Regions from separate parts of the Homo sapiens genome. Here all the other regions are linked to region 2. The links are chromatin loops, found by intact Hi-C in ENCODE. Cell type or tissue: PC-9. All regions are shown on one strand. Each heading gives the region's core, and the rest is flanking DNA. Links, peaks and the distances in the headings are about the cores only.

What was found. Hi-C counts contacts between places; a loop is a spot of excess contacts. Peaks named below come from ENCODE experiments on the same cell type or tissue, not always from the same donor. Only the 100,000 strongest peaks of a DNase experiment are listed, where the experiment ranks them.
Region 1: a loop joins it to region 2, with 13 times the contacts of the local background. A loop is called at or near these places in 11 of 110 quality-filtered maps.
Region 3: a loop joins it to region 2, with 4 times the contacts of the local background. A loop is called at or near these places in 48 of 110 quality-filtered maps.
Region 4: a loop joins it to region 2, with 5 times the contacts of the local background. A loop is called at or near these places in 33 of 110 quality-filtered maps.
Region 5: it touches region 2 in a loop (8-fold over the local background); 28 of 110 quality-filtered maps call a loop at or near these places.

The regions. Positions count from the first base shown.
Region 1 is chr12:107,605,261-107,610,260 of GRCh38, reverse strand. It overlaps ABTB3 (ankyrin repeat and BTB domain containing 3), which reads right to left. Exons shown (of 17, transcript NM_001018072.2): 5 at 1-71. Among named protein-coding and RNA genes, the nearest start is that of PWP1, 78 kb to the left of the region's middle. RefSeq lists an enhancer at 1-482. In PC-9, for the core only: CTCF peaks have their summits at 2,349 and 2,549 (motif pointing right); a DNase peak (open chromatin) is centred at 2,570.
Region 2 is chr12:107,088,351-107,095,089 of GRCh38, reverse strand. It overlaps CRY1 (cryptochrome circadian regulator 1), which reads left to right and starts at 1,541. Exons shown (of 13, transcript NM_004075.5): 1 at 1,541-2,286. The coding sequence starts at 2,129. RefSeq lists silencers at 1,070-1,149, 1,480-1,709 and an enhancer at 1,250-1,399. In PC-9, for the core only: CTCF peaks have their summits at 2,656 and 2,858; DNase peaks (open chromatin) are centred at 789, 1,179, 1,449, 2,769 and 1 weaker place; H3K4me3 peaks cover 3,014 bases; H3K27ac peaks cover 2,559 bases.
Region 3 is chr12:106,383,285-106,390,023 of GRCh38, reverse strand. The region is part of intron 9 of POLR3B (RNA polymerase III subunit B); the gene reads right to left. Among named protein-coding and RNA genes, the nearest start is that of POLR3B, 29 kb to the right of the region's middle. In PC-9, for the core only: CTCF peaks have their summits at 3,410 and 3,611 (motif pointing left); a DNase peak (open chromatin) is centred at 2,663.
Region 4 is chr12:107,024,319-107,031,057 of GRCh38, reverse strand. All of the region lies in intron 1 of CRY1 (cryptochrome circadian regulator 1), which reads left to right. Among named protein-coding and RNA genes, the nearest start is that of MTERF2, 41 kb to the right of the region's middle. In PC-9, for the core only: no CTCF peak of the experiment used is centred there; DNase peaks (open chromatin) are centred at 1,057, 3,307 and 5,197; H3K27ac peaks cover 1,983 bases.
Region 5 is chr12:107,011,613-107,018,351 of GRCh38, reverse strand. The region is part of intron 2 of CRY1 (cryptochrome circadian regulator 1); the gene reads left to right. Among named protein-coding and RNA genes, the nearest start is that of MTERF2, 28 kb to the right of the region's middle. In PC-9, for the core only: a CTCF peak has its summit at 4,086 (motif pointing left); a DNase peak (open chromatin) is centred at 4,131.

The DNA.
Region 1 (5,000 bases), core at 1-5,000, 520 kb before region 2:
GGTCCTGCTTAAACTTGGCTTCGATGGCCACCGCATCCAGCTTTCGAGATGCACAAAAGCAGTCGTCGGCCCTAAGGAAGGGAAGAGACATCATGCGGGTACAGCGGCTTCCCAGAGGGGCACAGGAGCAAACTCCGCAGGAAGCACCCTGGGACATTGCATTTGCTTTTCATGTAAATTGCCTGTTCCTAGGCTCCAATTAAAATGATGGCCTCCGGATGTCTCTTGATCCTTTGTCCTTTATGACTGCTGTGAATCTGTCTAGTCTCCTGTGTGCTCCCATAGCATACTGAGCTAAGTCACATAACGACTAATACGTATTGAATATTTACTATGGACTAGGCACTCTTGCTAAGCTCTTTGCATGAATTAATTCATTGAATCCCCACATAACCCAAGAGGTAAATCCTATGACCTCTCTTTCACCCATGGGGAAACAGACACAGATAAGGGCCCTGCCCAAGGCTACACAGTGTGAAAGCAGTGGAGCTAGGATTTGAACCCAGGTGGTCTGTGTGGAGAGCTGGCCTGTTTATCTACCGTCCCCCTGTCCTGCAATCACAGGACTTAACTATTTGCCTGTTTATTTGTCGGACTGCCTGCTCTAGGCTGGGGACTTCTGAGAGCAAGGGCCTTGTCTGGTGAGCCTCTCCATCCCAGGGCCTGAGAGGGCAAAGCACATAGAGGTTAATGGGAGCTGAATGAACACAGACTGGGTGGATTCTCTGCATTCGAAACAGTCGCAGTCGCAGGACAGAGAACCGGCAAGATCAAACAGGAATATAAATGGCAAGGTGCATGGGAATTTGTCATCCAGCCAGCCCAGGGCATCAAGAAAGAGGTTAGAGAAGGGTGGGGAGGAGAATCAATGGAATCAAGAAGGTGCTACAAATTCTGCTTATAAAGGATGTTACTTCCTTCTCACAATGAACTGATCAATCAATTAATGATGAAATCAAAGCACTAAGCATTTATTGAATACCTGTTTGTGCTAAGCTCTCTTCTAGGTGCTGAAAACACAAAGTAAACATGTCACCATCCCTGCCTTGGGGCCCCACTGCCTGGAAAGGGAGAGGACACAGCCATGGGTTGTTATAATTCAATGTGGCAAATGCAAGGATTGAGGGGTCAGAGGCACGCACTGTTACAGAACACAGGCGCTGCAGGAGTGCAAGGAAGCCGCCAGGCAGAGACTAGCAGATCCAGCAAGCCTTCGTGGGGGAGATGACCACTGGGCTATCTGTGTCTTTATTTTATTTTATTTTATTTTATTTTATTTTATTTTATTTTATATTTTATTTTATATTTTATTTTATTTATTTTATTTTATTTTATTTTATTTTATTTTATTTTATTTTATTTTATTTATTTTATTTTATTTTAAATTTTTGAGGCAGGGTCTTGCTCTGTCGCCCAGGCTAGAATGCAGTGGTGCAATCATAGCTCACTGCAGCCTCAGACTCCTGGGCTCAAGTGATCTTCCTGCCTTACTTACCCCAGTAGCTGAGACTACGGGGATGCACCACCACACCCAGCTCATCAAAAAAAATTTTTGTAAAGACAGGGTCTTGTTATGTTGCCCAGGCTGCTCTCGAACTCCTGGCCTCAAGCAATTCTCCCGCCTTGGCCTTTCAAAGTGCTGGAATTACAAGCATGAGCAACTGCACCTGGCTTGTGTCTTAACTCAGAAGATAGGAGATGAGAGAGCAGAAAAGCTTTGAGCAGGGCCAGTATGAGCAAAAGTATGGTGTTGAGACACACAGGTTGTGTGAGGGTAAACATGGAGGTTTCACTGTTTCTGGGGCATAAACTTCTAGGCAGAAGCTGAGGTAAGCAGGGCCTAGAGGACCTGTGACGTAGTCCTTAAGGCTTCAAACTTTATCCTTAAAAGCCGTGAGAGGAGTGATATGGTTGGATGGCCAGCCCTATGAGAGGACGGAGGGTGGGCCTGAGCCAACCCTAGAGGCCGGGAGATGTGATAGAGCCAACTGAACCAGCTGAGTGGACAGAAACCACTGCCAAAGTGTGAAGTGACGAGGGGCTGAGTTGAGACGGTGGCTACTGGGATGGAGCAGAGGGCGTGGACTCTGACTTCTCCATGTGTGCCTGTCCGCCTCAGATATGCACCACCCTTGCCCAGAGGCAGGTGTGTCAGCCAGAGTCAGAGCTGTCCCAGGCCCCTCACACTCCCCCTGCTTGCTGACTCCGAGGGCGGGAACTAAGGGGAGGAGCCAGGTGTTCGAGATTCCTGGTTCTGTTCCTGCCTCTAATGAACCCACTTTGTGGTGGAAGTAAGGGTGAAATTTGTGAGGAACGAGAGGGGGCCATTGTCCCAGGTTTATGGCGCTGAGACTCCTCAGTAGCTGAGGAGTGAACGACCACAAGAGCCCCAAGAAGTGGATGCGACGTGTGTGCCCCTGGCCTGTCCCTCATCACTCATCTGACACATCACTCATATTTGCGGAGGAGCCTTGGTCTGAAAACTATTCCGGAATGGGAATCCAGGGGTAGGAGATGCTTTGGCTCTAGATGCAAGACATGAAGCGTTTGCTTCTGGCCACCAGGGGGAGCTGCTGGGACGCAGACGGACTCCAAGGACTGGAGCCAGAAGCCTGGTGTTGCCATGAGGGGTCTGATCTGCACACCTGTCTCAGGACCTAAACGTCAGGCCAGGCCTCCAAGGGCCTATTTGCAGGAGAGCCCTGGGAGGGACAATAAAAGGTACTTAGGGGCCCAGAGTTGATCAGAATCTGGACTCCAGGATTAAGGCCTTTTCATGGCAGGTGGGAAAGTCAAGAACACCCCAACGCTGTTGGAAGGCTCCCCAGGGAAGACAGAGGGCTACCCCGGCAGTGGGGGAGAGCTGGCTGGAGGACCGGAGCCTGACTTCAGTCTATGGCATCAGCATCCGAGACCTGAGCTTCTAGGGCACAGAACGTGGCTGAGCCATAGAACTTCTTGGCACACCTCATGGGGGCCTTGAACATGGCTCTCCTACAGCTAGGGTTACCAGATTTAGCAAATAAAAATACTTGAGAAATATTTCATGGGACACACTTATACTAAAAACATTATCCATTGTTTATCTGAAACTGAAATTTAACTGGGTGTCTTGACTTTTATCTGGGAGAGGCCAGAGACTAGGGGCCCTGAAAGAACACAAGGGGAAACCATGGATCCTTCCAGAATGTAAACACAGCATCTATCTCCAGGGGAGGAGGGGGGACCCCTTGCTGCAGCTGTGGGCTTCATCCAAGGGACCAATGATCCCTAAACAATGGGTAAGGAAGGAGATTCAGGCAAAATGAACATGACAGAGGGAGGCGGGCCAGAGTAAGAGAGCAAGGTCACAGAGCACACATCACAGAGGCTTCCGGGAGAGGTGCGCACGGGTCTGGGTGTATCGTGGTGAAAAGTCTGCACCCTTGATTGGGGTTGTGTGTGTGCAAATCTCAGGGAGGTATCAGATTTGACTCACTATAGAGAAAATCTTTCTTCTCACATACCACTATCCAATTCTGGAAGAGGCTCCTTTGTGAAAGCAAGACCTCCTTTCTTGGGAGCAAAGATGCTATAAATTATTGTCACAGAAAGACACCCATTGGAGTTTCTTCTTTTTTGTCTAAGTTCCTTCTGATATCCTTCATGCTTGATGGATTCAATCAAATATGCATTTTTGCATGAAAAATATGCATTCTTTATTCCGTATGACTGGATAAACGTTATTGGGCACCTACGGTATGCTGGGCCCCACACTACGGGGCTACAAAGGTGGGAGACACAGACCCTGTGTTCACAGAGCTCACAGACTCGTAAATGAATAATTGCAAGAACATCAGGAGATGTGTTTACCAGCTATCGAGGTACTTGATTTTAATTAGAAAGAGACAAATGGCAAGAAAATTACCGTAGCTAAGATGATGATAATTGTTATTACAGGAAGCTGACATTTACTGAATTCTCACTATTGAAATGTAAGCTCTTTCTATGTATGAACTCAAACCATCACAACAAGTCCTGATGTAGGTAGGAGCTGCTGGAAGCCCCACTCCACAGATGAGGAAACTTTAAGAAAACTGTCCAAGTCACAGAGCTGGTAAGTGGTGAGCCAGGTTTTGACCTGACCCCCCATCCTGCCCTCTTCAGTGGGACCTGGCCCTCTCCCTCCACCATGCCTATGACTCCACACATATAGCTGCCTACTTGAGCTCAGCTATGGATGGCTCTCAGACCCTCAAATTTAGCAGGTCCCAAATGGAACTTTTCATTAACACACCTATCCCCTCCCTCTAAACTTGTCCCTCAGTCATCCCATCTCAGTAAACAGCACCACTGTCCACCCAGGTACTAAGGCCAGAACCTTTTCTCATGCCCATATCCATTCCATTAGCTGTTGGTTTTGCCAATGAAATCCCAAATCCATCCACTTCTTTCCACCTCTGCTGCCCCACCTGGGTCTCAAAGACCAGCATCCATCTCTGAGATATCCAGTTACTGCCACAGCCTGCTAGCTGGTCTTCCTGCTTTCATTCTCCTCATCCAAACCAGTCTCTTACACAAGGTCAGGGTGAGTTTAAAACATAAATAGAACCATGTTATGCCCCTGCTTAAAACCTTCCACTGCCTTCCAGTGCACTGGGGATAAAGTCCAGCTCTCCAGGAGGGGCCTGCTGAGCTCTACAGGCTCCCCCTTCCCAGCTTCTCTCCCTCCTTCACTCTGCAACAGCGACTCTCCTCTTTCTTCTGACCCTTCAAGAGGCAGTGGCTTTCCTGCCTAGAGGACTCAGCTCCTGCAGTTCCCTCTCCCTGGAAGGTCCTTCCCCTGGCTCTCTGCAGGACATCTCTGACACGTCCATACAAGCCAGGGCTCTCCAGGCCAATTTTGTTTGTCTCCTCGTTAGCATTTTTCACAGTTTGTGACTATTTTATTTACTTAAAAAATGTTTGTTTCTTCCAATAGCATGCCAGCCTCCGAGGGGCAGGACCACATCTATCTTGTT
Region 2 (6,739 bases), core at 678-5,677:
TTGCCATCTCCTTCTTTCTTTTAACTTTGCCAAACACACTGGTGGCCAACAGCACTCACTCACTCACTCATTCATTCATTAAATAAGCATTTGCCTATGTCAGGCTCTGTTCTGGTGTTGATGCAAAAAATAAAAACAAAAGAAAACTGAATACAGACCCAGTCCTTGAGAAATCACACTTCAGAGGGAATCAGAGGCACATTATTATGATAATAAGTACTATTACTGAGTTGGTATTGCTAGGAATGGGCACTTTTCAACTAATTTTCACGGTAGTGTGAAAAGTGATGTAACAGAAACATACTTGGAGAACCCAGGGAGGTCCTAAATTTGCCCTAGGGATCAGGAATACTTTCAGAAATTAGTTATTATTTCATCTGAGTCTAAAGGGATGCGTAGAAATATCCTAGGTAGCTCAAAGGTGGTAATATTGAGTACTGGATTCCAAAGAAGAGTATTTTATAGAGGAAAAAACAGCAAAGGTTAAGAGACAAATTGTAAACCCCAGGAGGGGTGGGGTTTTAGTCTGTTTTATTAAGTATCTCCTGTATCTCTAGTGCTTTGAACAGTGCCTAGTTCATTCAAAAAGTAATCATTGAATGAATTTAAGGGCATCATATATCTAAGGGATGCCATGGCCTGCAGTTCACTGTCGCTGGAAAAGTAGACAAACGTCCAGTTTCAAAGAGACCGGTAAACTACATTAAATGTAAGAGACGAGGGGTGAAAGGTTGATGATATATATCGCTAGTATTAAAAAAATTCCAGGAAGTCCAGGAATGCCTGGCATCCGTCCTGCCAATTACCCTTTTCCCCAGAGTATGTACAAGGGGGAGGAGGCACCCAAGGGCCAGGAGAGTGGAGGGGCACAGCTCCACAATCTCCAAAGTAGGGTTCTCTGGCCAAAGCAGGATTGAAGCACATGGTTTGGACTTGAAATGTACGTGGAGCCTCCCACTCTCCTCCTTCCACTCCATCCTCCCCTCACTCTCCGCCCGACTCCACCACTGGCTCCTGAAGGAAACCGGACAATTTCCAGGCCCTCCCCAAATCCCACGGGAGGAATCGCCGAGCGCGCTCCTGCCCGCCGGCCCCGCCCCCTTACCCTCTGGAACGCAGCGAGAGCGCACGCGCGCCTAACGGAGCAGCGCGCGCGCCCGCAAGCTCCCCGCATCCCCGTGCTCATCCGGGTCTCAGCGAGCCTCGGCCAATGGTGGCCGCTCATGGCCCTTGGGGGCGGGGCTAAGCCTTCCCTCACAAGGGGCCTGTGGTCAACGCGATTTGCTTCCAAGGGACGGCCACCAGTCGGCACAGGAAAGGGGCAGAGGCAGTGAGTTCAGCGTGTGGACGAGGGTCAACAAGTTTGGGATCAAGCGGCTGCCGCTCCTCCAAAAGCGACCGAAGCGCGAGCAGATTACCCCTCCGAGCCAGTGTAGTAAACACACTTCAGAAACGTGAGGTGCCGGTGGTCACGAGGGGAGCGCGCCCTCCAATGAGGAGCCGGGGGCGGGGCCGAGGCCGCTGACGCGGCGGCGGCGGCAGAGTCACCCGGGCAGCCTCGGGACCGGTCACCGGCCGGCAACCGTCCAGCGGCCTCGACCACCGCCTCTAGCCTCCGTTCCCGGTCCTTTCTCCCGGGCCGAGAGACAGCGTCGCCGACAGGGGCTCATTCCCCTCCGGTTCTCCTCGGTGACTCACCTCGGGCGGGCCGTTTTGTCTTTAGGGGCCGCCTTGGTGGGGCGAGGTTTCCGTGACGAATCTCCTGGGGCCGTCCGTGCCGGCTCGGGCCGTCGTGGCGGCTCGAGCTCCTGGAACTTGCTCAGGCTCCGGAGGTCCGAGGCCCTCGAAGTTATGCGTCGCCTCCAGGCGGTTGCGGCGGGCGCGGGCTCCTAAAGGGCGTCACACCCGGACTCCGCCGACTAGGCAACCTCCATTCATCTTTCCACTGCGCCTCCGGCGCCCCCGCCTTCTCCGGTCCCCTCCTCGGAGTCATTTTTTCCTGTTCCCCCTCTGCCGCCCTTTCCTCACGCCCCGGGTGAGGCAATTCTCTTGGAAGCGAAGGTGTCGGCTATGAGCCGGAGCCTCCTTCCTTGAATTTCTCCGTGGAGGACCCGCCGCGCCCCCCGGCATGGGGGTGAACGCCGTGCACTGGTTCCGAAAGGGGCTCCGGCTCCACGACAACCCCGCCCTGAAGGAGTGCATTCAGGGCGCCGACACCATCCGCTGCGTCTACATCCTGGACCCCTGGTTCGCCGGCTCCTCCAATGTGGGCATCAACAGGTGGCGGTGAGTCACAAGCCCGTGGGAAATGGATTTGGGTGTTTAATGAGTCTGATGTTAATGAATTCCATGCGATCCGCCAAATCTGTGAATTTAGACGTGGGACTGTCTTGCTTATACCGCTTACGAATTTTAGGTGCCCTAAGTATTAAATAGAATTGACTTAATACTTCTCTGGCCAAAGAGTACTGACGACCTGAAACACTCGGTCTTCATCAGTGAGTTATGTGTCTTTCTGTGCTAACTGGAGCTCCTCCCCTGAATTTGTGGAGAATTCTTAGTGCTGGAGTTAAAGAAACACCTTTCCTGTCCTTAGTGGCCATTGTATATGGATTCCCTTGGCCTTTTTGTGGCATTCGGAAGGATTGTGATGTTTCCTGTTTACGTTTGTGTCTAGGTAACTCATAGTATGGAGAAAAATCATTCATTCAGTACAGCAGGCTCCAGATCCAGTGTTCTTCCACCTTGAGGTTACTGTGGGAAAAGCAAGGGAAACAGCATTATCTGGTTTCTCTGCTCGGTTCTTTTTCTCAACTCCTCCTTGTGGTTGCCGAGACAAAGCACAGTTTTTCTTTCTAGGCAAGTTGTAGTCCTTCTAGGGATCAGAGCACTGAAAGAAATCTTAGAGATGCTTTATGATCTTTTCCTGAAACACCAGGCTACATGATTGTTAGGCCCCCTGGTGGAAATAAAAGCATAGCTCAACAGATAGACTCTTGATCACTTAGCATGTGCCAGGCACTGATTTAAATGCTAGGGATATAGCAGTGAGTGAAAGACAGAAAGTCATGTCTTCAAGCAGAAAGTAAAATATGTAGTATTTTAGGTGGTGATAAGTATTGTGGAAAAAAATAGAGCAGAGTAAAGGGATAAAGAATACAAGGGTAGGGATGGGGTTGCAATTTTAAGTATGATCGGGGGAAAAGTCACAGAGAAGGTGACACTTGAGCAGACCTGAAGGAGGTGGTGGGATGCAGATATCTAAGGGAAGACCATTCCAGGCAAAGGGAAGAGTAAGGGAAAAGGCAGAAATATGCTTGACCTTTGGAAGGAACAGCAGAAGAATCCAGTATGTCTGGAGCAGAATAAGTGAGGGAAAAATAGTAGACGATGAGGTCAGAGTTGACTTAGGGCCAGATTGAAGAGAGCCTTATAAGCAGTTTTCAAGATTTGGGTTTTTACTTAGTGAAATGGGAATAACTGCAGGATTATGAGCAGAGAAGTAATGTGATCTGACATAAGTTTGGAAAAGAATTTTTCTGCTTGTGGTTCTGAATTGGGGAGTGGAGGTGGACAAGAAGCAGGAAGTCCAATTAAGAAGCTGTTGGCATTCATCCAGGTGAGAGATGATAACGGCTTGAATCATAGTAATAATCGTGGACGTGGTGAGAAATAAACAGATGCTGGTTATATTCTGAAGGCAAAATACAGGGTATTTGTTGGCAGATTGGATATGTAGTGAGAGAGAAAGAAAAGGAGTTAGGCTGGGCGCGGTGGCTCATCCCTGTAATCCCAGCACTTTGGGAGGCTGAGGCCAGGAGTTCGAGACCAGCCTGGCCATCGTGGCAAAACCCTGTCTCTATTAATACTGAAAATATAAAAATTAGGTGAGCATGGTGGCGCATGCCTGTTATCTCAGCCACTCAGGAGGCTGAGGCACGAGAATCGCATGAACCTAGGAGACGGAGGTTGCAGTGAGCTGAGATCGTGCCACTGCACTCCAGCCTGAGTGACAGAGTACTCTGTCGCAAGAAAAAAAAAAAAGGACTTATAGTTTGGTGCTATATAAAAAGCACCAAAATTCAGTGCTTTTTATATAGTAGCAGTTTAGTTACTGTTTGAGAAAATTTTTGGCTTGAGAAACTGGAAGGATGGGGCTACACTTTGCTAAGAAAGTGAAGCCAGCTGGAGAAGCCATTGGGAGGGTGATTGGAGTTCTCTTTCATTAAGTCATTAAGTTTGAGATGTATTTTACACATTCAAATGGAGATAGCAAATAGGCAGTTGGATGTATCTGGAGCTCAAGACAGAGATCCAGGCAGGAAGTATAAATTGGAGAATTCATTAGTTTATAGATAATATATAAAGCCATTTATTCATCCAACCATTTATTGAACAAATATTTGTCAAGCACCTACTATATGCCAGGCACTGTTTTAGGTGCTAGAGATCCAGTATAAACAAAACAGCCCCCAATTCTCACCCTGTTGGAGCTACATTCTAGTGGAGCCGTGAGACTGACAGCATTAATAAAATGAGATAGACAAGAGATGCAAATGGTGCAAGGGCTGAACCTTGAATACTCTTAATGTTTATAAATTGTGGAGCTGTGAAAGAACCAGCATATGAGACTGCGAAGGAGCCACTAGTAATGTAAGAAGAAAACCCAGAAGAGTATGGTGTCTTAGAAGCCAAGTAAAGAAAGTATTTTGGTCAGGCATGTAATCCCAGCACTTTGGGAGGCTGAGGCAGGCAGATCACTTGAGGCCCGGAGTTTGAGACCAGCCTGGCCAATATGGCAAAACCCCGTCTCTAGTAAAAAACACAAAAAAATTAGATAGGCGTATGGCACATGCCTGTAATCCCAGCTACTCGAGGAGGCTGAGGCAGGAGAATCGATTGAACCCAGGAGGCAGAGGTTGCAGTGAGGCGAGATCGTGCCACTGCACTCCAGCCTGGGCAACAGAGCCAGACTCTGTCTCAAAAAAAAAAAGAAAAAGAAAAAAAAGAAAGAAGGAAAATATTTCAAGGAAGAGTGTTTTACTTACGTCAGATGCTACCGATAGGTCAAGAGGAGAACTGAAAAATAAAAATTGGATTTAGCAATTTTAGGTCATTTGGAATTTTATCTGGAGTGGTTTTGGTAGTGTCAGAGGCAAAAGTCTTTTTGGAATCACTCATAGTACCAAATTCAGTGCTTTTTATATAGTAGTAGCTCAATTATTGTTTGTTGAATATAGTGATATCTTGGAGTCAATAATTTTATATTTAAACAGCTTTATTAATTTACTTATTGACTATGGGATAATGCCCAAATTCCTTAGCCTGGCAAGATCTACCTTTTGGCTTATGTATTTCATTTTCTGCTGTTTACAATATGTGATTTCAACTCCAGGGGGAAAACCCTCTTAGTTTTCTTTAGAAGCTATCTTGTATTTTCTTCGGTCAACACTTTTTAGACTTTTGGATTTAACAGAAAAGCAAAATTTTAAATAGTATTCTACCTAATAAGCACATTAACAAAACCACTTTTTGATATTGCCATCCTTTCATTTAAAAAGGATGTTTTATATTTAAAAAAAAAAAGTTTGGCAGAGCTCAATGTCTCATGCCTGCAATCCCAGCTACTCAGGAGGCTGAGGCAGGAGAATCACTTGAGCCCAGGAGTTGGAAGCTGCAATGAGCTATGAATGGGCTACTGCACTCCAGCCTGGGTACACAGAGAGACCCTATCTCTTAAAAAACAAACAAACAAACAACAACAACAAAAAATTTGAAGGACATTGTCTCAGAATAACATGTTTTTGATTTGGGTAAATTTACAAGCTTTATGAAAATTTGCATCTCTTAGAAAAATTATCCTATACAAAAACTTATACACTAACATTCACAGAAGCATTATTCATAATAGCCAAAAGGTGGGAACAACCCAAATGGCCATCAGTTGATGAATGGGTAAACAAAATATGGTATATCCATATAATGGAATATTATTTGGCCATAAAAAGGAATGAAGTACTGATATACGCTACATGTATGAATGAACCTTAAAAACAAACTAAACGAAAGAAGCCAGTCACAAAATTCCATGTGTTATATGATTCTGTTTATATGGAATGTCCACAGTGGGCAAATGTATAGAGAGAGGAAGCAGACTAGTGGCTCCTTAGGACTGGGGAAGCTAGGGAGTTGGGAGGTGATAGCTAAGGGGCACAAGGTTTCTTTTTGAGATGATGAAACTGTTCTAGAAGGTGATGGATGATTGTACAACTCTGTGCTTGTCTGGGATGATTAGCAGTATTCTGAACTCTTGCACCACTTTTTGCTGTTGCTCCTCACATCACTCTTAGCATTTGCTGCCCTCATTTGTGAATGTTAGTATTGTTTTATTAATAGTTTGTTTGAGCTGCTATAACAAAATACCTTTAGACTAGGTAGTTTATAAACAACAGGAATTTATTTCTCACAGTTTTGGAAGATGTCCAGAATCAAGGCACCAGCAGATTCAGTGTCTCTGCTGAATAGACGATGCTTTCTCTGTCTCCTCACATGGCAGAAGGGGTAAACAAGTTCCTGCAGCCCTTTTTATAAGAGCACTCCCTTAGTCTGTTTGTGTTATTATAAAGGGATACCTGAGGGTGGGTAATTTATAAAGAAAAGAGGTTTACTTGGTTCATAGTTTTGCAGGCTTTACTAGAAGCATGGCTTCAGCCTCTGGTTCTGGTGAGGACCTCAGAAA
Region 3 (6,739 bases), core at 812-5,811, 710 kb after region 2:
TGGTCTCAAATTCCTGGCTGCAAGTGATCCACCCACCTCAGTCTCCCAAAGTGCTGGGATTACAGGTGTAAGTCACCACGCCTGGCCAAAGCCACCGCGCCCAGCCAACTTTTTTAAGAGACAGGGTCTCACTATGTTGCCCAGACCGGGGTGCAGAGGCCATTCACAGTTGCAACTGCAGTGCATACTATAGCCTCAAATTCTTGGGCTCAAGCAATCTTCCTACCTTACCCTCTAAAGTAGCTGGCACTATAGGCACAGGCGACCATGACCAGCTTTCAGAATCTGAAACCTTCTGAGTACAGACATGACACTCAGAGGAAATACTCATTAGAGCATTTCAGATTTTGGATTTCTGGATTTGAGATGCTCAACCATAAGGATAAGGACAATGCCAATATTCCAAAATTAAAAAAAAAAAACCTGAAATCCTAAACACTGCTGGTCCCAAGCATTTCAGATAAGGGATGCTCAACCTGTAACGAAAAAGTCTTTCCTCATTTGACGTATGGATTGCCACTTCAAGTTGTCTTGATGCTGAATCTAAGTGGTGATTTCATAACTGCATAAAATTCTCAAATGTCCTAACAGGGATCTAAACAGACTGCTTAGGCCTTCCAAATATTTCTAAGCTATGAAGCAAAGATATGCCAAGCACATGGTAAATGACACCATATGTGCAAAAAGCATGATTACTGCCAAAGCTTTGCTCTAAAAGGACTAAACTCTTCCTATATCAAGTCACTAAATACAGGGGCGATAACTCAGTCAAGTTATCATCAAAGCACACCAGCTGCAAAGACCGAACTGACTTTATGACTATTTAGCCTTCAGTAGTCACAGCTACAAATAAATGACATATTGCTATGGAAACGACAGCAAAATGCTCAACTATTTTACTTTAAAGACATAATTTAGACATCTGAAAACTGGCTTTATATGGACCTCTTTGTACTCCAGATATCTGAAATCATTTTTTCTAATAAGTCAAAAGTAAATCCTACATAATAAACTTATGAAAAAATAGCAGAGATAATACATTTCAGCAGGTCCCCTACACTCTAGCAATCAGCAATACCATTGAACAAAAATAAGGGGAGATGCACTATAAAAAGTGGCATGAGGTCTTTTTAGATATCTACAAAGCGTGACTTTTAAAGACAAAAAGAATACTAATGAGCAAAAGAGACTGATACACACACTAATGGTGACAGGTTGAAATATATTGTGTGAAGGCAGGAAAGGAAATAACTTCTTAAAATATCTAATATTCAGAAATCTCTAATGTTTCTTTAAAGTAGACCAAAATCAATCTATTATTACTCACAGTAGTCCCAGCAGGTAATAAGAGAACTGTGATAGCCCTCTCTAACTTTGTAACTGTTTCTCTTTAAAGAAGATAAATTTCAGCCAGGCACATTGGCTCACGCCTGTAATCCCAGCACTTTGGGAGGCTAAGGTGGGCAGATCACCAGGTCAGGAGATCAAGACCATCCTGGCCAACATGGAGAAACCCCGTCTCTACTAAAGATACAAAAATTAGCTGGGCGTGGTGGTGCATGCCTGTAATCCCAGCTACTTGGGAGGCTGAGGCAGAAGAATCGCTTGAACCAGGGAGTTGGAGGTTGCAGTGGGCTGAGATCGCGCCACTGCACTCTAGCCTGGTGACAGAGCAAGACTCCATCTCAAAAAAAAAAAAGATAAATTTCCATATAAGTTAGTTTCCAGGAAACACTGCCCAGCACCCTTGAAATTTGATTCTCTTTTCCACAAAAACTTTCAAACTACAGATGCCATCATAAGTGCAGGCAGCATACTTGGGAATACAAAATGTAAAGTGGGGAAGATTCATGGGCAGGAGAACCTTTGTAGTGATCCAAGTCCATAAATAAGGCTGATCTATGTCTTAAAAGCTTTCTCCATCATATTCAGACTCAGCATGGAATCTGGAAACCCTGCTGTTCCTGTCACTTTCAGCCAATTGTTGGTTATAATCAACAACCATCAAGTCCTAATGACTGTCAAGGTCTGTGTTAGGGCCACACAACACTCAAAGAGAAATGATGTGTCTTTTCTGGTATCCCCATTTGTTTTCCCGGGTTTCTGACCATAAAGACAACTAAGGAAAGAAAAAGGGCACTCCCCTTCCAGGACTTTTCAAAAAATACATGATCCTGTTTGCTCTTCACAGCAACTCTCTTAAAATTCTCACCTTAATAGATGAGTTATTCAAGACTTAAAGAGACTGGAAAATATGCCCAAGGTCACATAACTAATAAGTGCAGATGCTGGGATTCAACCTAAATCTGTCTGATTCTAAGATATCCAATACTCTATGCTGCCTCCCAGATGGAAAAGTCTAAATAGTGGTTATCAAACAAATTCCCATCAATTTATTAAAACATACCTATTGTGGGAGACCAATAAAAGTGACCATTTATGACCAAAATATTTAGCTCATTTATCCAAACTAAAAATTTTAAAATATTTACTGATTAGAATGTAGTGGATACGTTTCAGGAAAATAATTGGCAACATGCACCAAGTTTAAAAAAAAAGAAATTCCACTCTCAGGAATAAAGTCTTACAAAACAATCAGCAATGTGCACAAACAGGTATGTATAACAGTCATCCTAGGGTTGTGTTTAAGAGTAAAGCCTTGGGGAAAAAAATGACGCCTAAATGCCCCACTAGAGGAAAGTGGTTAAGTAAATTCCACCACAAGTATGCAACTTCTACACAACAGTCACTAAAAATAATGATGCAGATTCATAACAGGGAAAGCTATTCATAATGCACTGTTAAGTGAAAAAAATAAAAATGTATGTGTATATCACAAAAGCACAGGAAAACTGTCTGGAAAAATATATCCAAAAATGTAGATATACTTTTAAGTGGCTTTCTAAATTTAAATAATGCAAGGAATGTTTTTATAATCAGAAAGGGAGAAGTCTGAAACCACAACTACTGGTTACATAAATATGCATATTGTTAATTTACAGCCCTATTCTAAAAAGGATTTAAGTCAGCTGTGTGTATGTAAGCATATGCGTGTATAGATGTACAATATAAACATTAAACAAACTTGACAGAAGAAACTTTTTTCTTTTTTTTTTTGAGACAGAGTCTTGCTCTGTTGCCCAGGCTGCAGTGCAGTGGTGTGATCTTGGCTCACTGCATGCTCCGGCTTCCAGGTTCACGCCATTCTCCTGCCTCAGCCTCCTGAGTAGCTGGGACTACAGGCACCTGCCACCATGCCCAGCTAATTTTTTGTATTTTTAGTAAAGACGGGGTTTCACCGTGTTAGCCAGGGTGGTCTCCATCTCCTGACCTCGTGATCCGCCCACCTCGGCCTCCCAAAGTGCTGGGATTACAGGTGTGAGCCACCACGCCCAGCAAAACTGTCTTATTAAACTCATCACCGGGCCAAAAAACAGTACTTAATGTTTTCTGATTTTAATGTATGCATGAGTCTAGTCATGCATTTTCCATGAGTGATAGAAGATTATATGCATTATAATTAATTTATAATTTCTGGTAGAAAGAAAGAGTACTATGCATCTTCAAGTGTCTATAAAACTTTCTAAAAAAAAAAGTCCTTTGGATGCATGGGAACATACTGCCCTCTGCTGGAGATGTAATTCTACACCATTAGATAAAGTTTTCTTTTTTTTTTTTTTTGAGACGGAGTCTCCCTCTGTCACCCAGGCTGGAGTGCAGTGGTGCGATTTCGCCTCACTGCAACCTCTGCCTCCTGGGTTCAAGCAGTTCTCCTGCCTGAGCCTCCCAAGTAGCTGGGGCAGGCGTGAGCCACCATGCCCGGCTAGTTTTTGTATTTTTAGCAGAGATGGCTTCTCACCATGTTAGCCAGGCTGGTCTCAAACTCCTGACCTCAAGTGATCCACCCACCTTGGCCTCCCAAAGCGATGGGATTATAGGCATGAGCCACCGCGCCCAGCCCCGTTAGATAAAATTTTCTTTATTCATCAGTATGTACATAAAACACTGCATTGGGCACTGTGGGATCCCTACAAGAAAAGTCAAAATTACTTTTGTGCTTAAAAAATGCAAACCGTAAAGAAAGAAAAGAAAAAGTATATTTAAGAATTCTTCCTGGGCCCTCTGATATCATGGTACTGCTACTAAGACTATCATCATCATCATCCTGAAAAGAAAATGGCTCCATCTCATTTATAGAACTCAAAAGCACATTAGGCTACAATAAACAGTTTAAAATTTCCTAAAAGTTTCTTCACACAATTGCATTTAGAACATGGATGCTTCCTGAGTTAAAGAACCTGACTTGTCAATGTCCATTCAATACTTATGAATACTCTTACCAATACTCTCTCCCTAAATCCCAATCACCAGACTGATTTGAGGGCTACTTTCCTCCCTGACTCCTATACTCTGTCACCTGATTACAACTTTAACAGTAAAGACTCATTCCCTTCTTTCTTACTCCTCTGAGGCTTATACCCAAAATGCTTTTCCGTTTCAACGAACTTAGTTCAGCCTCAGAGGATCTCTTCCTTTGTTTTTTTTCTAATTTTGACTCAAAAATTATTTCCACTATCATAACTATTGAAACTGAATAAATACTATAAATTTCTAAAATTATCTGAAGCATCCAGTATCTCCTCAAATAATCTGAGCTCTTCATTTCAACTAAACTGGTTATCAAGATTCATTTTATACCTATATACAATCGGTTATCATTATCCAAGGTAGTTATGTTCTATAAAGTTGCTGAATTATACCAAATACTGAATAGTGAATACTGAACCATTGCTCCAGGAAAAATATAGGGCTAGGTTCCTGTGAGCCTATGGTCACAACATTTTCCTCAACTAATCAATACAGAACGTTATTTTCTGTGTGTTTCTTTTAAAAGATATTTAAGGCCAGGCGCTGTGGCTTACACCTAATCCCAGCACTTTGGGAGGCCAAGGCGGGAGGATCACACGGTCAAGAGTTCGAGACCAGCCTAGCCAACATGGTGAAACCCCATCTCTACCAAAAATACAAAAATTAGCTGGGCGTGGTGGAGGGCGCCTGAAATCGCAGCTACTTGGGAGGCTGAGGCAGGAGAATAGCTTGAAACTGGACGGGAAGTTGCATTAAGCTGAGATCACGCCATTCCACTCCAGCCTGGGTGAAAGAGCGAAACGCCATCTCAAAAAAAAAAAAAAAGACATTTAATATATATCGATTAGTTAACTTTGAAGTTAGCCAACAGCACTATAACTCATGCCTGAACAAAGCTTATCAAGCTTATCTAACACATATTTTCTCCAGAAGGCACATCACAGCCTGTTTGCCCTTTGGAACACCTCGACAGCACTTTAGCATTATACTAGGGGGCCATCTTATACTGCAATCAACAAAGCACAAAAATACAAAAAATACGGCACTAAATAGACTGCAAAACAGACACTCGATTACAGCATGAGGGCTGAAACAAGAAGGCAGAGTGTTGCCTTGTTCAATCTCAGCTGGGAATATGTGCGCTGGGTGATTCTAAGTTTTTACCACTCTGTGTCAGTGCATATCTGTGAATAACCACAAAAGCACCACAAGTATTGATTTTGGGGTTATGTATAAATTTTAGCAAGTAAGTGAATTCACAAATAAGGAATTTGCAAATACTGAGGATCAACTAACTGTATCACATAATGCCAACTATTTTTTTATTTTGCTTGATAACTAATACGACAATTTAACTGTTCACTGAATGTGTATAGTATTTACATCTTAGAACAGGTTAAATGGGCTGCTATGTAACTACAGGTACATATCATTTTTATCATGCTTTGCTTTATTGGGCTTTGTAGATATTGTGTTTTTTCCAAATTTAAGGTTTGTCCCTGCTTCCAGATTGACCCTGCTTCAGGCAAATCTATTGGTGTCATTTTTCCAAGAGCATGTGCTTACTTCATGTCTCTGTGTCACACTTTGGTAATTCTTGCAATATTTCAAACTTTTTCACTGTTATGGGGACCTGTGATCAATGATCTTTTTTTTTTTCTCTCTCTTTTTTTTTTTTGAGATGGAGTCTCACTCTGTTGCCTAGGCTGGAGTGCAGTGGTGCAATCTCGGCTCACCGCAACCTCCACCTCCCGGGTTCAAGCGATTCTTCTGCCTCAGCCTCCCAAGTAGCTGAGATTACAGATGTGCGCCACCACACCCGGCTAATTTTTGTATTTTTAGTACAGATGGGATTTCACCATGTTGGTCAGGCTGGTCTCGAACTCCTGACCTCAAATGATCCCTGCCTCAGCCTCCCAAAGTGCTGGGATTATAGGCGTGAGCTATTGCGCCCGGCCAATCAGTGTTCTTTGACGTTACTATTTTAACTGTTTTGGGGTGCCACAAACCGTGCTCGTAAGAGATGAAAAATTTAATCTATAAATGTGTGTGTTGTGACAGCTCCACCAACTAGCTATTCCCCCATCTGTCTCCCTTCTCCTTGAGCCTCCTTATTCCTTGAGACACAACAATAGTGAAATTAGGTCAATTAATAACCCAAGAATGGCTTCTTAAGTGTGCAAGTAAAAAAAAGGGTTGCATGTCTGTCACCGTAAATCAAAAGCTAGAAATGATTAAGCTTAGAAAGGAAGGCGTGTCAAAAGCTGAGACAGGCCAAAAGCTAGGCCTCCTGCACCAAGTTGTGCACACAAAGGAAAAGTTCTTGAAGGAAATCACAAGTGCTATTCCAGTGAACATATACATGATAAGA
Region 4 (6,739 bases), core at 758-5,757, 64 kb after region 2:
GAAGTTGATAACAGGTTTGTTTTGACATTGATTTGAATATATTTTGAAATGTTAAAGCTTGTGTTGGGGAGAATATACAACTTAGTATAGAAAGCATAATACTTACAGTCCCCAGGTACCCCCAACCCCCAGCTCTTCTGAGTTTCTGTGATTTAAGCATACATACTATTTTTTCTGCTTTGGTTGCCCATTTCTGCTTTATCACCTTAAGCAACACCTATTAATTCTAAACTCTACTCAAATCTTTTCTTCCTTGTGCCTTCCCCTGCCCCCTTCCCCACCCCCACACAGTTAGGTTTCTTCTGGGCTACCATAATACACTTTTCATAATAAAATTTACCACATGGCACATAATATCAGTGCTTAGATATTGTGGTAGATATCATTACTGTACACTGTTATTTAGTGTCCCTTCCTGCAAGAAGATTATGCTTTCCTGCCTTTTTGAAGACTAACTTGGCCATGTGACCTGTTTTGACTGATTTGTTACCATGGTATATCCTAAATTCTTCTTAATTGATACACACGCCTATTCCTCAGCTTGAGGACAAAAACTGTATACTAGTCATTGTTATGTTCTTAAAGCTGTCAAATTAATTTTCCTAAAACATCTTAGATTATTACATATTCTGTAGAAAAGTCACATTATGTAGTACAAAGAGCACTATGGTTTGGAGTCAGAGACATCCAGATTAAATTTTCTGCTTCATTGTTTACCTGGGTATGGAAATGTCCTTGGTGAGTTTCAGATTCCATCATTTTTAAAATGAGATACCTTGTAAAATTGTTGGGAATATAATATATGTAAAGTATCCAGCACAATAGACATTCAGAGAATATTCTTTCCCATTCTTGTTCCTTCTTCATTGACTGTTGAATCAAGCCTTTAAAATCCCTTTCTTCTGCTTTCATTAATTTATTTAGTCATTAGATAGATATTTATTGAACTCCTGCTATATGTCAGGAATTGGACAGTGGGAAGTGGTGAACAAGGCCTAGTTGCAGGCTACAGTCCAGTGGCCAATAATTCTCCTTCCTTATCTCCAGCTATTGTATTGATACTTCAGGGTCACTACCTACCATCACCACCACATCCTTGAAATTTTTGCCTAAGCCGCTCCCCATATCAAAACAAGGAAAGAAAAATCCAGAAATGATTTCTCCCACCTGATTTTTCAGAGCATATTAGTGATATCTATTTGTATTTTATATGTTTTATTCTACCATAGCCAGTTCTGTAGTATTTATTTACATAATATACATATTCAGGTTACTTTTTTAGGTTTTAAGCTCTGTGAGTATTGGAACCTCATTTATCTTTGTATGACTCATAAATCAGTGATTGAAATTATAGAAGTAATTAACAGTATCACTCCTTCAAACACATTTTAGAAATTTTGTAGAGGAATTTTCAGTTGTCATAATGATTGATTTTTTTTTTTTTTTTTTTTGAGGCAAGACCTCACTCTGTCGCCCAGGCTGGAGTACAGTGTGCAGTGGCATGATTACAGCCAGCTCAGTGCAGCCTCAACCTCCCAGGCTCAATTGATCCTCCTGCCTCAGCCCACCCCAAGTAGTTAGGACTACAGGCATACGCCACCACGCCCAGCTAGTTTTTTTGTACTTTTTGTAGAGATGAGATCTCCCTATGTTGCTCAGGCTGGTCTCAAACTCCTGCGCTCAAGTGATCCACCCACCTTGGCTTCCCAAAAGTGCTAGGATTACAGGCATGAGCCCCTGTGTCCGGCCAGTTGTCACAATGATTGGAAGGTGCTAGTGGAATTAGTAAGGAGAAGCCAAGAATGGAAGATTTCTTTCAGTACTCAGAGTAATCCCTCAAAATAAATAGTTGTCTCTAGGTGCCATAGTGTGCATGCACGTAGTCCTGACTATTCAGGAACCGAGATGGGAGGATCACTTGAGTCCAGGAATTTGAGGCCAGCCTGGGCAACATAACGAGACCCTGTCTCTAAAGTAAATAAGTAAATAAAATAGTTTTTCTGAGTTACACATAAATTTCAAATGTTCTTCCAGATGTTTAATGTAAGTGAAAAACTTATTCATAATTGTCTGAACCTAGAGCCTAAATCTTTATGTATAAACAGTAGGTATTTTTTACACAATTTTAATATACACTGAGTTTCCCTGGAATGTATTTATCACCTATATAAATAAAGGAAAGATTGTACTTTGCTTTTTTTTCTGAACTTTCCTGTCTTGGTCAATATTTCAGAAAATCACATCACCAAAGGCAATATCACTCATGGTGTATGATGTTTGAGTCGCCAGTAACACAACTGTGTTAGTCTGTTTTGTAGCTGTTAAATTTTAAATGATTCTGTATGTAGGTGTGGACACTGAGTTTTAATTCATTGTCTCCTTATATCATGCCCACATATTTACCTCTAGAAGTACATGTTACTTCTTTTTAAAATATTAATGACTTTCCTTTAATTTCTCCTATATGTTTCAATTAGAGCATGATATTAATGCTTTAAAATTGTGTGTATGGAAATGTTATATTATCTAGGTCTTTTATTTCAGGATTTAAAAGAGGGCATTGCAAAATATTAGTTATAAAAAGTGATATAGGTCTACTGGTTTATGGCTTTTAGAGTGTGGCAAATGCAAAGTTTGCTTTTAAAATATATATTTCATCTTTATTGAACATTAAACTCTTATCTTCAGGGAAAGTGTGTATCACAAATATCCAGACAATTTAGGTAAAATTAAGTTAGATGAAAGCACTAAAAATTTGTAACAAACCAGAAAAAAGAGCATATGTAAATTTTATTAAATTTACACACACACAAATTGTTATATTTTTTAAATCTCTAATAAAATATAATAGACTTTGGTTAATGACTGAGAATCTCCATTTTTTTTCTTTATGATGGTGTATACAGAACTTTAGTTTTTTCTACATTTAACTCTTGTTTTATGTGGATAATAAGGTTATTCTCCTTGTAGTTTTAGTGATTTTAGTTTATATTCTTTGAATCAGTTCTTTGGGGTCAGCAATGAGTTGTTCCTGTTTAGATATTGTAAGTGTAGTTTTTATTGCTGAGTGTGTAAGATATATTTTACAAACTAGCATACAGAACCACATGGCTTTATTCTGGCATGGTACATGTTCTTAATGCCTTGTGTTCAGCAGCAATAGGATTATGTTGTATCTTACCATTGCCTTTTTTGGACTATTTCATAGACAGAACTAGAAATTCTAGTTATATAAAGCTGTTCTAGCACAGACTGGTAAGTAGGTCATTGTGACGGAGTATACTAAACCGTCCACTGGTTGCTATAGCAATGACCTACTTTAGGAAAATATTTCTGTTGATTCATGTTGAAGTCATCTTTTGGAAGTGGTATAAGGAAGCTTACTGCATATAATTTTTAAAATAACAGCAATAGATAGTGATCTCTGGAGGAAAAAAATCCTTAAAATGTTTAAAGTGAAGAAATATATATTTTGTCACCTAATGCCTCTTCAATTTAAAGTGGTGTGTTCAGTATTGTAATTAAATAATATGAGGACTGTGCTTCTATGTAGGCAGTACAATTATATGAAGGGATATAGTGAGTTTTACTATCATTTGGCCTATTTAAAAAGCAACCTGTTGTATGTAGTTAATAGCAGTAATAACGGAGCCATCAAATGGGTGTAGTTCAAGAAAATAATATATATGCCAAATTGGAGAAGGTCTGAAAGTATGTTCCTGTTAAGATGATATCATATGTATTTTCAGTGGAATATATTAAAAATAAATCATTCATTTCATTCAATATTGAGTGTCCCAGAGCACATGCATTTCTATTACATTAAAGTTGAACTTGGTGTGTTCTTTGGAACACACTGAATCTGAACTCTAACAGATCTAATCCTTTCCCAGTTAAGGGTAAAGGATTGAGCATTAGATTTTGTATAGTTTTGAAGTAACATTATTCGTTCAGCATTAAAGAGAAATCACACACATCACTGAGTTGATACTTTGAACCTGGGCTGTTAGAGGTATTATCAAGGAAAAATTATATGCTTAGAGATTAGTTGAGTCTTAATTGCGTTGTACCTTGTTTTATAATATTTATAGTCACATTGACCTTGCTACTGGGAAAGGTTTCCTTCAAATCATAGTTCAAAGTCACATTCAGATGAAGTTGTGAATTCAAAGTAATTCTGTATACAGGTGTAGGCATCCAACTAATTCACGTTTTCTTTTGTCATGCCCAAGTATTTACATATAGAAATGCATGGGGTGTTTTCTTTAAAAAAAAAAAAAAAAAAAAACAGGAATTATTCTCAAGGGAAAATAACAACTTCTGTTTGATACATATCTACCATGTGCTAGAGACTCTACTAGGTGATTTTATGAGGCTCCTAATCCTTTCAACAGTTACACAAGACACCCCTACTAGGTCATTTGATCCTGTTTCTAATCTTTTCAACAAATTATACAAGGCACATAATGAGATTTGTTTGCCAAATATAGAAACCAAAATATAGATTAAGAAAACTGTAGTTAGGGCCAGGCCTGATGGCTCATGCCTGTAATCCCAGCACTTGGGGAGGCTGAGGCAGGTGGATCACCTGAGGTCAGGAGTTCAAGACCAGCCTGGCCAACATGGTGAAACCCTATCTCTACTAAAAATACAAAAATAATTAGCCAGGGTGGTAGCACACTCCTGTAATCCCAGCTGCTTGGGAGGCTGAGGCGCAAGAATTGCCTGAACCTGGGAGGTGGAGGCTGCAGTGAGCTGAGATCGTGCCACTGCACTCCAGCCTGGATGACAGAACAAGACTGTGTCTCAGAAAGAGAGAGATGGGGAGAACTGACTTAATTTGAAATCCATTAGGAGGAGGTTTTATTTTATATATATATGTAATATATATATATATATTTTATATATATATGTAATATATATGTAATTATATATAATATATATATTTTATATATATGTTATATATATAATATGTATAATATGAGGTAAAATTTTTTCATCCTCTGAAGGACATAATGTACCTCAGAGGTTCAGAAGATGTAGAAGTGACTTTAAGATGGAAGATTTAAGGTTAGTGTGATATGAACTTAAAGGGATAGGAATTGGGAAAGGTATTCCAAGCCAAGGAAAGGCCCTGGAGCACATTCCAGGAGATTGAATGTGTGCTGAAAGAGAAGTTTGGTTTGGTGTGAGAGAAAGGGGTATGAGGTAGGAAATCAACCTAGAACCCTAGGTTAGTAGCCAAGCAAAATGATTTGTTGTGTATTGTATAGGGAATGAGTCGTTGAAAACCTTTGTATGGGAAGGTGTGCCTCATGAAGATCTGGAATTGCATATAAAATGAATTAGAATGGAGAGAGATTGTTAGTAGGCAGATCTATTTTAAGGCATTGCAGTAAATACAAGCAAGAGATAATATGAACTAGAATTATTGTAGCAAAAACAGAAGTGGAAAGGAAGGAGAACACTAAAAAGTAATAGATAACATATAATTGTGCTTACTATGGGCAGGCACTATTCTAAGAGCTTCGCATATGTTAATTTATTTAATCTCACGAACAATGCTATGAGACAGGTCCGATTACTGTCCCAATTTTACAGATGAGGAGACTAGATAGGACTTTTCAGGATTGATTTAAGGATAGTAATTTGTTGATAGACTTGTTAAATTATAGGACATCTGTGCAATGAAGTACTATGAAACTATGAAAATTGATGCTGTAGAAGTACGTCCATTGCCTTGAAAAGACGTTCACCATGTATTAAACCAGATACATATGTAGTGTATCTCGTTTTTCTTCTACTTTGAAGGAATGTATGCTAATTATCAATTTTAAACTTTTTTTATGAAGTTAAAAAAATGTGTTTGTTTCTCTGTTTCTCACCCCTATCTCAAACCCCCACTCCCTAACGGGGAGATATGATTAATAGCTTGGTAAGTATTTTTCCAATTATTTTCTTGTGCACATATAAACAAAAGTAGATGCATGCAATGTAAATTTTATTTTATCAGAGTAATATATGCAAATAGTTTTAAAAGCCTTATAACAAAGAATAGCATCATAGTGTGTTCTACTTTAGCCTTCTCTTTTGCTTTTCTTTTTGGATCTTTTCTACTTAAAATATTTGATTACAAAATACCTATATTATTTTTTAAGTGTTTCTATTTTTTAAATCTGTGCAGCTTTTATGTGAAATGAGAGATGTAAGTTATATCTGTGGAAGAAGAACACCATACTTAAATACAGCTTTTAGTCTTTTGTTTCATGAAGTACCAAAACAAAATTAATTCTTAGGTTTCAAAACTTTTCCTATTGTAACACATTACTTTAGTCCATATCATTCTGTGCATTTGTTTGGTTCATATAATGTTTATTAAGGCCAGGCCTGTGATGGTTCATGCCTATAATCCCAGCACTTCGGGAGGCTGAGGTGGGAGGATGACTTGAGGCCAGGAGTTCGAGACCAGCCTGGGCAACGTGGGGAGACCCCACCTCTACAAAAACTACAAAAATTAGCTGGGCATGATGGCATATGCCTGTGGTCCCAGTCACTCTAGAGGCTTAGGTGGGAGAAGTCAAGGCTGCAGTGAACCATGATTCCAGCCTTAGCAACAGAGCACAATCCTGTCTCCAAAAAAAAAAAAAGAATGTTTATTAAAAGCATTCGGAATGCTTATTCAGCCTATTAAGAAAGGGAAAGATTATTAATTAATCCATACTTAATTCTTCATTTTATG
Region 5 (6,739 bases), core at 1,051-6,050, 77 kb after region 2:
ACCTTGGCCTCCCAAAGTGCTGGGATAACAGGCATGAGCCACTGTGCCCAGCCTCATTATATCTAAGAAACAGTGACACATGGCTAAAGTCTATAGATGGCCACACTGAAGCATTATAAAATGTTTTGTTCAAAATCACAGAATAAAAGAACATATAAAGCCACCATTTTTCAACAGTAAAATTTATATTATGCTTTTTTAAGTTACTTTGGATCTTGCTTTGTTAATTCATGACACATGCTTGATAGAATGTATTCAACAGATACTGATTGAGTGCCTGCTATATACAAGGCTGTGTCTGAGGTACTGGAGATACAGTAGTGAAACAAAAAATTTCTGTCTTCATGGTGCTTACACTGTAGTGGAAGGAGACAGATAGTAAACAAATAAGTAAACATGCAATGTCAGGTGGTGATATGTGCTGTAGAGAAGAGTAAAATGTGGGATAGTAAATGTCAAGGTGAGGGAAAGTTACTTTATATGGAATCAAAGAAGGCCTCACTGATAAGGTGACATTTGAGCAAGCATATGAAGAGTGAGCCATGCATCTGGGTTGTGGTATATCATATCCACAATATTTTGCAGCTCTTTCCGTCAAAAGGTAGAGTTTATTTCCTTACCCCATTGAATCTGACTTGCCCTTACAACTTGTTTTTAACCAAGTGTCAAAGAAGACATTGTGAATTCCAAATCCTAGGCCTTAAGCGACCTTTCAGCTTCTACTTTTCCCCTCTTAGGATGCTCCTTCTATCATGTAAGAAAGCCTGGGGTAGAATATCTAACTTTGGGAGGCCACATATAGAGAGTGGACCAAACAACAGCCAACACCAAAGTCTGAGATGTGTGAGTTTGACTATCTTAGGCACTCCAGCCCCAGCCAAGCTGCCAGCGAATTGCAGCCTCATGAGCAGATCCGAGTGAAACCAATAAAAGAACCATCCAGATACCTGACAGAATTTTGAGAATTAACAATTCCACTAAGCTAACTGCAACATGGGGAAGGAGCATGGAAGGCAGAGGAAACAGTGCTTAACAAAGGCCTTGAAGTAGACATGTGCATGATTTGTTTAGGGAACAACAACAAGGCCAGTGTGCTAGAGCACAGTGAGTGAAAAGAAGAAATGGCGTCGGAGAGGTGGCTGGAAGCCAGATCATAGGGCTTTATAGATCATGTTAGGAGCTTCAGCCTTTACTCGGAGTGAAATAGATGCCATTGGAGAGTTTTGAGTAGAAGAGTGACATGATTTAACTCATGATTTACAAGAATTTCTCTGGCTGTTTGTGGAGAATACACAGGGGATTGGAAGTGTTGTAGAGGCAGAAGCAGAAAGATCAGTTAGGAGGCAATGGCAGTTATTTAGGAATAAGATGATGATGACCAGGACCAGGGTAGCTGTAGAGGTGTTGAGAAGTGGTAGGGTTTTGGATATATATTTTAAATAGAGGCTGTAAGGTTTGCCTATATGTGATATATGAGAGTCAAGGATGACTCTAGGTTTTTAGCCTGGACGCATGGCAGAATGGATTCCCATTTAATGGAATAACAGACTATGGAGGAACAAGTTTAAGGAAAAAATAAGAAGTTCATTTTATAAATTTTTAGTTTGGGATGCCTTTTAGGCATGTTAATGTACATGTTGAGAAGGCATTCAAGTCTAGTGCTCAGGGAGAAGTCTGGACTAAATTTAGGACTCTTCAGTATATAAATAGTAGTTTAGACCCTAAGACTAGAGTTATGAAACAGAAGGAAAGGATGATGGATGGATGGATGGAAATTTTTAGAGTTTTACCTTCTTTGTATTTGGATTATTTTGTGAGGTAGCTTTACATTTTTATGCAATTATACTGTTTAATTTACTGTCAATTTAAAAAATAAATGCTTTCTCCTAGGACATATGTGATTTACAACTTTTAGTTTTACTATCAAATTTTACATTGCTTATTTTCACAGTATATTAATTATGACTTAAGAACTTTTTTTTAAAATTGTTTGGGAGTGCTATTTCTTTCTTTTGTTTTGTTTTATTTTATTTTTGTTTTTTGAGACCAAGTCTCACTTTGTCACCCAGGCTAGAGTGCAGTGGCACGATCTCAGCTCACTGCAGCCTCCACCTCCTGGGTTCAAGTGATTCTCGTGCCTCAGCCTACTGAGTAGCTGGGACTACAGGAGTGCGCCACCATGCCCAGCTAATTTTTGTATTTTTAGTAGAGATGAGGTTTCACCATGTTGGCCAGCCTGGTCTCGAAGTCCTGACCTTAAGTGGTCTACCTGCCTTTGCCTCCCAAAGTGCTGGGATTACAGGCGTGAGCCACCACGTCCAGCCAAGAACTTTATATTCATTTAGTTGTTCATGTTATCCTTTCTGATTAACAAGTAATTGTGATACACAAAAATAGATACAAATCTTATTGCTTAAAATTGCCAAGTGCTTGAGCCCAGGAGTTTGAGACCAGCCTGGGCAACATAGTGAGACTCTGTCTCTACAGAAAATTTTAAAAATTAGCTGGGCATGGTAGCATACACCTGTAGTCCCAGCTACTCCAGTGGCTGAGGTAGGAGGATCACTTTAGCCTGGAAAGTTGGAGGCTGCAGTGAGCCAAGATCATGCCACTCTACTCCAGCCTGGACAACAGAGCAAGACCCTCGCTCAAAAAAAATTGCAAAGTGAATATTCACTTACTCAAATGAAAATATGTTGGTGCTATTTGCAGTCTTACTGTTAAATCTAGGTATTGAAATTCAAAGGTAACTACGTGTTGCTTAAAATAAAAACCTGCTCTAACGAGTAGATAAGCCTGGACAACATGCTGAGACCGCATCTCTACAAAAATTTTTAAAAATTAGCTGGGTATGGTGGCGCATGCCTGTGGTCCTAGCTACTCAGGAGGCTGAGGTGGGAGGGATGATCACTTGAACCCAGGAGGTTAATGCTGCAGTGAGCTATATTCATGCCACTGCACTCCAGCCTGGGCAACAGAGTGAGACCTTGTCTCAAAAAAAAAAAAAGAGTAGATAGGGACTTCCATCTCTGGTTAAGATGTAAAAACTCACAATAGATCATTGTTTCCCATATTAACAAGGAGATGAAAGTGAATGTGACACAAAATTATAGAGGTCTTTTTTCCTCTTATTTTGTTTGAACCCGTTAGAGAATTGAGAAAATAAAGTCTTTAAAGGCTGGGCGTGGTGGCTCACGCCTGTAATCCCAGCACTTTGGGAGGCTGAGGCCGGCGGATCACAAGGTCGGGAGTGCAAGACCAGCCTGACCAACATGGTGAAACCCCGTCTCTACTAAAACTACAAATATTAGCTGGGAGTGGTGATGCACACCTGTAATCCCAGCTACTTAGGAGGCTGAGGCAGGAGAAACACTTGAACCCAGGAGGCGGAGGTTGCAGTGAGCTGAGATTGCACTACTGTGCTCTAGCCTGCGCAACAGAGTGTGACTCTGTCTAAAAAAAAAGAAACAAAAACACACAAAATATATATATATAGATACACCCAGGTTATATCCTAATGCTACACCATTCTACATAAGGGACTTGAGCATTTGTGAATTTTGGTATCCACAGGGGGTCCTGGAACCAATTTCCTGCAGATACCAAGGGAGGACTGTATATCAAAATTTACAGAATGCAGCTAAAGCAGTGCTTAGAGGAAACTTAATATTATAGCTTTCAATATTGTATTAGAAAAGGAAAAATCAAGAACTAAGTTTCTACCTTAAAGATAGAAAAAGAACACATTAAACTAATAGTTAGTAGAAAGAAAACAAAAAATAAAGAGGAACGGGAATCAATGAAATAGAAAACAATAAAGAAAATCAGTATGCATTAATTAGTTTATTATTTCTTAGTGCCAAACCCACCCTTCTTGCCCTACTGTGTGATACTGTGTCACAGCAGGAGAGAAGAAGCTTTTCTTCTTGATATACTTGTGCTTTTTTTCCCTGGGCTAGCAGATGAGTATGCCGGAGGATCAGTAGCATTCACCTCAGCAGCCCTCCTGAACCAGCCACAGCCTACATACACCCTCTGGTGAATTTCTGTGTAAGCCTATTTATACCCTCTGATAAGTTTCTATGCCACCTGGTGGACAGCTTCTACAGATAACCTGGTTAGCCCATACCTACCAGGAAGTTTCTCAGCCAACCAGCAGGTTATTGGTATGAAACACCTTTGGTCATTGCCCTCCGGTAAATTTCTTTACAGGGAAGGTTGTGTGTTCCTGTGGCAGCACGCTCCATCCAATGAGCCATGAATCTCAGTGGCTTGGTGGAGGGAGCTTTTGTTAAGTTTTTTATTCATTCCTTGTTTATTTTCCGTCCACATAGAGGTGGCAGCTGCTTTCTGCAATTGGTACTTTTGAACACCTTAGAGCAGTACCATCCAATAGAAGTCATGTTAAATTTAAAATTTTCTAATAGCCACATTAAAAAAGTAAAAACAAACAGGTGAAATTAATTTTAATGATTTATTCAACACAGTATATCTAAAATATTCTATATAAAAGTATTAATAAGCTATTTTATCTTTTAAAATAGCTTATTTTAAACGGAGTTTTAAAAAAATATGAAGTTCTTGAAATCTTGTATGTATTTTATACTTCCAGCTGATCTCAGTGCCAGCTAGTCACATTTCAGTGCTCAGAAGCCACACGTGGCCTAGTGGCTACTACCTACCATACTGAAGTGTAGCCTTATCTCCTGTTTTATTCCTTGTCATTGTTGACCACCTTTAGTAGCTAACAATTACAATTTTTGATACAGGCATACCTGGGAGATGTTACAAGTTTGGTTCGAGACCACCACAATAAAGTAAATATTGCAATAAAGCAAACATCACAATAAAGCAAGTCACAATTTTTTTGTTTTCCAATGCATATGTATAAAAGTTGTCTTTATACTATTCTGTAGTCTTTTCTGTGTGCAGTAGCATTATGACTAAAAAAAATACACACCTTAATTAAAGATATTTTGTTGCTAAAAAAATGCTAGTGATCATCTAAGCCTTCAGCAAGTCATAATCTTTTTTGCTGGTGGAGGTTCTTGCCTCAATGCTGATGGCTACTGGCTCATCAGGGTAGTGGTTGCTGATGGTTGTGGTGGCTATGGCAATTTCTTAAGACAGTAATGAAGTTTGCCACATCAATTGACTCTTCCTTTCACCAAAGATTTCTCTATAGCATGCAATGCTGTTTGATAGCATTTTACCCACAGTACAACTTTAAAAATTGGAGTCAGTCCTCTCAAACCCTGCCACTGCTTCATCAACTAAATTTGTGTTATAACCTAAATCCTTTTTTATCATTTTGATGATGTTCACAGCATCTTCACCAGCAGTAGATTCCATTTCAGGAAACCACTTTCTTGCTCATCCATAGAAAGCGGCTCCTCATCCATTCAAGTTTTATCATAAGATTGCAGTAATTCAGTCACATCCTCAGGCTGCACTTCTAGTTTTAATTCTATTGCTATTTCTACCACATTTGTAGTTCCTTCCTCCACTGAAGTCTTGAACCCCTCAGAGTCATCCATGAGGACTGGAATCAGCTTCTTCCAAATTGCTGTTAATGTTGATATTTTAACCTCCTCCCATGAATCACAAGTGTTCTTATTGGCATCTAGAATGGTGAATCCTTTCCAAAGATTTTCAATTTACTTTGCTCAGACCCATCAAAAGAATCACTGTCTGTGGCAGCTATAGCCTTACAAAATGTGTTTCTTAATAAAACTTGAAAGTCAGAATTATTCCTTGATCCATGGGCTGCAGAATTGATGTTACATTGGTAGGAATGAAAACAATGTTAATCTCCCTAATAAATCTCCATTGGAACTTTTGGATGACAAAGTACGTTTGTCTGTGAGCAGTGATATTTTTAAAGGAGTCTTTCTTTCTGAGTAGTAGGTCTCAACAGAGAGCTTAAAATATGTATAAACCATGTTGTAAACACATGTGCTGTCATCCAGGCTTTGTTGTTCCTGTTCTGCACAGGCAGAGTAGATTTAGCATAGTTCTCAAGGGACCTAGGAGTTTTAGAATGGGCAATGAGAATTGGCTTCAACTTAAAGTCACCAGCTATGTTAGCCCCTCACAAGAAAGTCAGCCTGTCCTTTGAAGCTTTGAAGCTAGGCATTGACTTTTTCTTCTTTTTTTATTTTTGAGACGGAGTCTTCCTCTGTCACCCACGCTGCAGTGCAGTGGCACGATCTTGGCTCACTGCAGCCTTCGCCTCCTGGGCTCAATTGATTCTCCTGCCTCAGCCTCCTGAGTAGCTTGGACTGCAGGCGTGCACCACCATGCCCGGCTAAATTTTGTATTTTTAGTAGAGACAGGGTTTCACCATGTTGGCCAGACTGGTCTCGAACTCCTGACCTCAAGCATCTGCCTGCCTCAGCTTCCCAAAGTGCTGGGATTACAGGCATGAGCCACAGTGCCTGGCCTGGCATTGACTTTTTCTGTCTAGCTATGAAAGTCCTAGATGACATCTTCTTCCAATAGAAGGCTGCTTCATCAACACTGAAAATCTGTAGTTTAGTGTAGCCACCTTAATTCATTATCTTAGATAGATCTGGATAACTTGCTACTTCTCCACCCAGCACTTGTTGCTTCACTTTGTACTTTTAGGTTATGGAGACAGCTTCTTTGCTTAAACCTTATGAACCAACCTCTGCTAGCTTCCAACTTTCCTTCTGCAGCTTCCTCACCTCTCTCAGCCTTCACAGAATCGAAGAGTGTT